Linked DNA regions of Homo sapiens: region 2 is linked to region 1. Evidence: read pairs that join two places in POLR2A ChIA-PET (ENCODE). Cell type or tissue: GM12878. All regions are shown on one strand. Each heading gives the region's core, and the rest is flanking DNA. Links, peaks and the distances in the headings are about the cores only. Region 1 has its middle 8.3 kb from the start of GLTP. Region 2 overlaps ARPC3 (actin related protein 2/3 complex subunit 3).

Evidence for each region. ChIA-PET counts read pairs that join two places held together with the same protein. Peaks named below come from ENCODE experiments on the same cell type or tissue, not always from the same donor. Only the 100,000 strongest peaks of a DNase experiment are listed, where the experiment ranks them.
Region 2: POLR2A ChIA-PET joins it to region 1 with 6 read pairs; 5 of 35 experiments call an interaction of 5 or more read pairs at or near these places.

What each region holds. Positions count from the first base shown.
Region 1 is chr12:109,887,356-109,890,266 of GRCh38, reverse strand. It overlaps a transcript of TCHP not described here. Among named protein-coding and RNA genes, the nearest start is that of GLTP, 8.3 kb to the right of the region's middle. RefSeq lists a silencer at 1,705-1,854. In GM12878, for the core only: no CTCF peak of the experiment used is centred there; a DNase peak (open chromatin) is centred at 1,466; H3K27ac peaks cover 1,810 bases.
Region 2 is chr12:110,443,583-110,446,493 of GRCh38, reverse strand. ARPC3 (actin related protein 2/3 complex subunit 3) reads left to right here. Exons shown (of 7, transcript NM_001278556.2): 2 at 943-1,042. Among named protein-coding and RNA genes, the nearest start is that of ARPC3, 5.3 kb to the left of the region's middle. In GM12878, for the core only: no CTCF peak of the experiment used is centred there; no DNase peak of the experiment used is centred there.

The sequences.
Region 1 (2,911 bases), core at 184-2,683:
TTCATTTTCATGTTTCTTCAATTTAATGATAATGGTAGTGTGCTATGACACTGTCTTAGGATTGTGACACAGTCAGGCTTCCTTAGAACAGTTTATCCATGTGAGACTACAAAGGCCAGGCCCTCTCAGCCCCTGAGGCTGCCCCTGTAGATGGAGGACAAGGTGGCATTCTCCCTCTTCTCTGTGCTGTTAAAATGATCAAAATACTATTTTTATCCAGTAACTGAAAAAATGTCCAAAACTTGGCTGTATCCCACTTGGGTGTTTCCTGGGATGACAGCAAGTGGGCCTGTTGGCGGGTGCGCCTTCGCATTAATTAGGGAGAGGCGGCAGACGGGCCCCAAGAAGCAGCAAGGAGAATTGGCATGGTGGCTCTTAACACCCAGAGGAGTTGGCTCAACAAAGCCCATTTGGCACATTTAGTCCTGCTGAAAACCTGGCAGTTGGGGAGGTGACATCACTGGAATCAATTATCCCCACAATTGCCAGTCCTGGGTAGAAATAACTCCGTAAATCGATTCATAATAGCCACACCATTCATCGAGGGCTGCCTGCCTGCCAGCATGCAAACTGCTCTATCTACATTAACCCATTGAAATCTCACATCAGCCCTGACAGGGAGTTAGCATTGCTACTGTCCTAACTTTACAGATGAAACAACAGAGGGAAGATTTACACACACACAGGAGAAGCTCACATGAAGATGGAGGCAGAGGCTGGAGTGAGACAGGAATGCCTAGAGCCACCAGAGGCTGGAAGAGGCAAGAATAGATTTTCTTCCAGAGTCGTCTTTTTTTTTGAGATGGAGTCTCTCTCTGTCACCCAGGCTGGAGTGCAGTGCAGCAGGCTCACTGCAAGCTCTGCCTCCTGGGTTCATGCCATTCTCCTGCCTCAGCTTCCTGAGCAGCTGGGACTACAGGCGCCCGCCACCACGCCCGACTAATTTTTTGTATTTTTAGTAGAGACGGGGTTTCACCGTGTTAGCCAGGATGGTCTCGATCTCCTGACCTCGTGATCTGCCTGCCTCGGCCTCCCAAAGTGCTGGGATTACAGGCATGAGCCACCGCACCCAGCCCAGAGTCGTCTTTTACTTTTAATTTTGTAGAGATGAGGTCTTGCTATGTTGCCCAGGCTGGTTTCAAACTCCTGAGCTCAAGCAATCCTCCCTCCTCATCCTCCGAAAGTCCTGGGATTACAGGTGTGAGATACCATGCCCAGTCTTTTTTTTTTTTTTTTGGTGACAGGACCTTGCTATGTTGCCCAGGCTGGTCTCAAACTCCTCGACTCAAGGAGTCCTCCCACCTCAGCCTCCCAAGTAACTAAGATTACAGGCACGTACCACCGTGCCCAGCTCAGAGCCTTCGGAGAGAGTGTGTTCTAGCCAACACCTTGATTTTGCCCTAGTGATACTAATTTTGGACTTCTGGCTTTTAGAACTGTGAGAGAATACATTTTGATTGTTTTAAATCATCAAGCAGCCACAGGAAACTGACACAGGAAGTGACTTGCTCAAGGCCACACAGCTAGAAAGTAGAAGTGTTGAGTTTTAAACATAGTTAAGTATTCAATAAATGTTAGCTGTCATTATTATTATTACTATGCTGCAATAAAGAAGGTGCGTTTATTGGATAAAATGTCAGCAAGACCACGAACTCAGCCTACTTCACCCATCCCAACAGACACCGCTGGGGGAAAGACGGCCTGTGTAACAAGGATTTGATGATTCAGTTGGGGAAGATGTTATTAACACTGGGTGGAGCTGGTTTAGGAAAATGACGAAACTTTGCAGAGTGAACACCTCACCCACACTGAGTTGATTCCAAACATTACAACTCCATTGGTCAAGCTGGTCCTACAGATTAATTGCAGAGAGGGTTTGCAACTCATGGAGAAGTACAGTGACCCAACAATCCAAAAAGATGAGGTGGCTCCTCTGTGCCTGGTAGTATTTCCCTGACACTACGGGAAGCTAAGGGGAGAAACTGATGGCCCATAGCCAAAGCCAACTTGCTGAAGGTTTCTGTGGCTCTTCCCCTTTTCCTTCCCACCTCTCCCCCGCCCTGTTTTCTCTCTTCCTCGCCCTTCTATTCTTGAACAATTCAATCCAAAAGCCAATAGGTGGGTCCCAGCAAGGTAAATGTCAGTAATGGGGGGCACTGGGGAGGGTACATGCTGGTCCAAAGAGGGGTGTCAGGCTGGGTGCAGTGGCTCACACCTGTAATCCCAGTGCCTGGGGAGGCTGAGGCGGGAGGATTGCTTGAGGCCAAGAGTTCGAGGCCAGCCTAGGCAACATAGTGAGACCCTGTCTTAACAAAAAATTTAAAAATTATCCAGGCATGGTGATGCACGACTGTAGTCCCAGCGACTTGGGAGTCTGAGGCAGGAGGATCGTTGGAGCCCAAGAGGTAGAGGCTGCAGTGAGCTGTGATCATGCCACTGCACTCCAGTCTGGGCAACAGAGTGAGATTCCGTTTCTAAACAACAAAAACAACAAAGGTGGGTGTCAGATCCCAAATGGAATAAGAAAGGTGTCTGCATGGGGAGGGGGTGGCCAGAGCTCAGCAAGTGAGAAGGGCATCCTCATGGAAAGGCAGACTGGCAGGGGCTACAGAAGCGTGAGCATGGCATGAGGGGCATCCTTGCTGGGGAGGGAGTGGCAGCAATGATAGGAAGTTGTAACCTATGGGGGATTGATCAAATGAGGAAAAAACAAGGAGAACACCAGGTTTCTCACTGCAGGAGAAGGGAACTACAAACAAGAAAAGGGAGAAAAGTAGAATTAACCCCATAGAGACAAATTAGAATTGGATCTATCAGGGTGAAATACCATGGTTTTTTTTTTTGTTTTTTTTTTTTTGAGACAGAGCCTTGCTCTGGAGTGCAGTGGTGCGATCTCGGCTCACTGCAACCT
Region 2 (2,911 bases), core at 280-2,779, 560 kb before region 1:
GAAACATCGTCTCTACCAAAAATACAAAATTAGCTGGGCGTGGTGGCTTATCCCTATAATCCCAGCTACTCAGGAGGCTGAGGCAGGAGAATCACTTGAACCCGGGAGGCGGAGGTTGCAGTGGGCCAAGGTCATGTCATTGCACTCCAGCCTGGGCAACAAGAGCCAAACTCTGTCTCAAAAAAAAAAAAAAAAATTAGGAAGTAGCCAGGTGTGGTGGCTCACACCTGTAGTCCCAGCCCTTTGGGAGGCTGAGGCAGGAGGAACACTTGAGCTTAGGAGTTTGAGATCATCTTAGGCAACATGGTGAGACTCCTTCTCAAAAAAAAAAAAAGAAGTGATGAATACTTAAGCATCATTGTTTTTAACATTATTTACTTTTTTTTTTTTTTTGAGACAGTCTTGCTCTGTTGCCCAGGCTGGAGTGCAGTGGCACGATCTCGGCTCACTGCAGCCTTCGCCTCCTGGGTTCAAGTGATTCTCCAGCTTAGCCTCCCACATGGCTGGGACTACAGGCGCACGCCGCCACGCCTGGCTAATTTTTTATATTTTAGTAGAGATGGGGTTTCACTGTGTTGCCCAGGCTGGTTGCAAACTCCTGAGCTCAGGCAATCTGCCTGCCTCAGCCTCCCAAAGTGCTGGGATTACAGGCATGAGCCACCACGTCCAGCCAACATCATTTACTTAATTGTAAGTTTATATAATTTGATTTTTGAGAAGAGCTGTGTTTAACAACCAGCTTGAAAAATGCCTCAAAATTTAACAATTGGTTTTCTTGAGCCAGAAAGAACCAGCCCTCGCACCTCAATGCTGCTATCCCTTCTCCCTCCCCTAATTAATCTTGGGTGGTTTACTCTTTTTTTCCTTTAAGGGAAGGTTGTTTGCCACAGTGACATTTGCTCTTTTTCTGCTTCTGTGTTCTTCCTGGGCTTGCCATTACAGGCTTACCACTCTTCTCTCATGGATCCTGATACCAAACTCATCGGAAACATGGCACTGTTGCCTATCAGAAGTCAATTCAAAGGACCTGCCCCCAGAGAGAGTAAGTCTAAACCCATTATTTTCAAATTTTGGTACGAAATGCCTAACAATCTTCTGAAATGATCAAATCAGAAAAATTCTTAGCTCAGTCTTCTCTCTCAAATTGCCCTTGTACTTTGCTTGGTAGATACTGTGGTCTAGACCTTTCAAGATAGTGGTTATATGTTGCATTTAATAGGAAATTGTATTATTTCTTCTGACTTCTCCAGGAAACTCTTTTGAGAAAATGGAGGAAATGTGCTTAATTCTGGACACTGTTTATCAGTTCTTTCAAACAAATCTAATGCTGTTACGTCTAGAATGCCACATGCCCATCCTTTCTGTCATCAACCTGGAAAAGAACAACAACAAATATTTTAACCTCTTCCTCGTCTAAATCTACTTCCTTTATTCATTCTTCAAGATCTTCATTTTTAGCAATACCTCAATCTTAAATCTGAAGTGTACTATGTAACATTACTTACGTCTATTCCCGCTTTTCTGAATTTTATTTCAGAAAGCCGCAATATTTTTCAGACACTGTCTGAGACTCTTCTGATGCTTTCTGAGATGTTCTCCCAACAGTATAATTTGTATTATGTTAGACATGGTTTCCCTGTACCCTGCAAGGGTCTGAACTGAATTCCATTCATGGTTTCCAAGACCATTATTATAATTACCAATTTGGTACTTATCCAGTCCCCATTTCTCTGCCAGACTGTTTGACTTGACCTTTTTTAAACTTAATTTTGTTTTCAACACCATTTGAAAGCTCAGTAAACTTAATGCATATGGTGAGTCACCACAGTCTCTACTTGATTCTGAGGAAAAGGAACAAGGAAGAAGACAGCCTGGGAAAGAAGAAAAATAACATAAAAGAAAATCACAAGGCTGGGTGCGGTGGCTCACACTTGTAATCCCAGCACTTTGGAAGGCCAAGGCAAGTGGATCACTTAAGGTCAGGAGTTCGAGACCAGCCTGGCAAACATGGCGAAACCCCAACTCTACTAAAAATACAAAAATTAGCTAGGCATGGTGGTGGGCACCTGTGATCCCAGCTACTCAGGAGGCTGAGACAGGAGAATCGCTTGAACACAGAGGGTGGAGGTTGCAGTGAGCCAAGATTGCACCACTGCACTCCAGCCTGGGTGACAGAGTGAGACTTCATCTCAAAAAAAAAAAAAAATTTTTTTTCACTGCAAAGGCCAGGCGTGATGGCTCACACCTATAATCCCAGCACTTTGAGAGGTCGAGGTGGGTGGATCACCTGAGTTCAGGAGTTCAAGACCAGCGTAACCAACATGGAGAAACCCCATCTCAACTAAAAATACAAACAATCAGCCGGGCATGGTGGCGCATGCCTGTAATCCCAACTACTTGGGAGACTGAGGCAGGAGAATTGCTTGAACCTGGGAGGTGGAGGTTGCAGTGTGCCGAGATCATGTCATTGCACTCCAGCCTAGGCAACGAGCAAAACTCTGTTTCAAAAGAAAAAAAAAAAAAACCTGAATTGGAATGGAGGCCTGTGCTGTGAGCTAAATAACAGCATTAATCACACTAATTCATTTATATTCAACAAATATCTGTAGAATGCCTTTTATGTGCCAAGTATTCTTCTAATTTCAGAATCCTTTGGCCTTTGCCCCCTCCTGTCATTGCATTTAGAAGAACTAGCTGGTTTTTGGAAACAATATTGAGTCCTCCAAGACAGTTTTCTTTCACAGATAAGAAAACAGATTGCAGCCAGGCATAGTGGCTCACGCCTGTAATCCCAGCACTTTGGGAGGCTGAGGCGGGCAGATTGCCTCAGGTCAGGAGTTTGAGACCAGCCTGGCCAACATGGTGAAACTCTGTCTCTACCAAAAATACCAAAATTAGCTAGCTGTGGTGG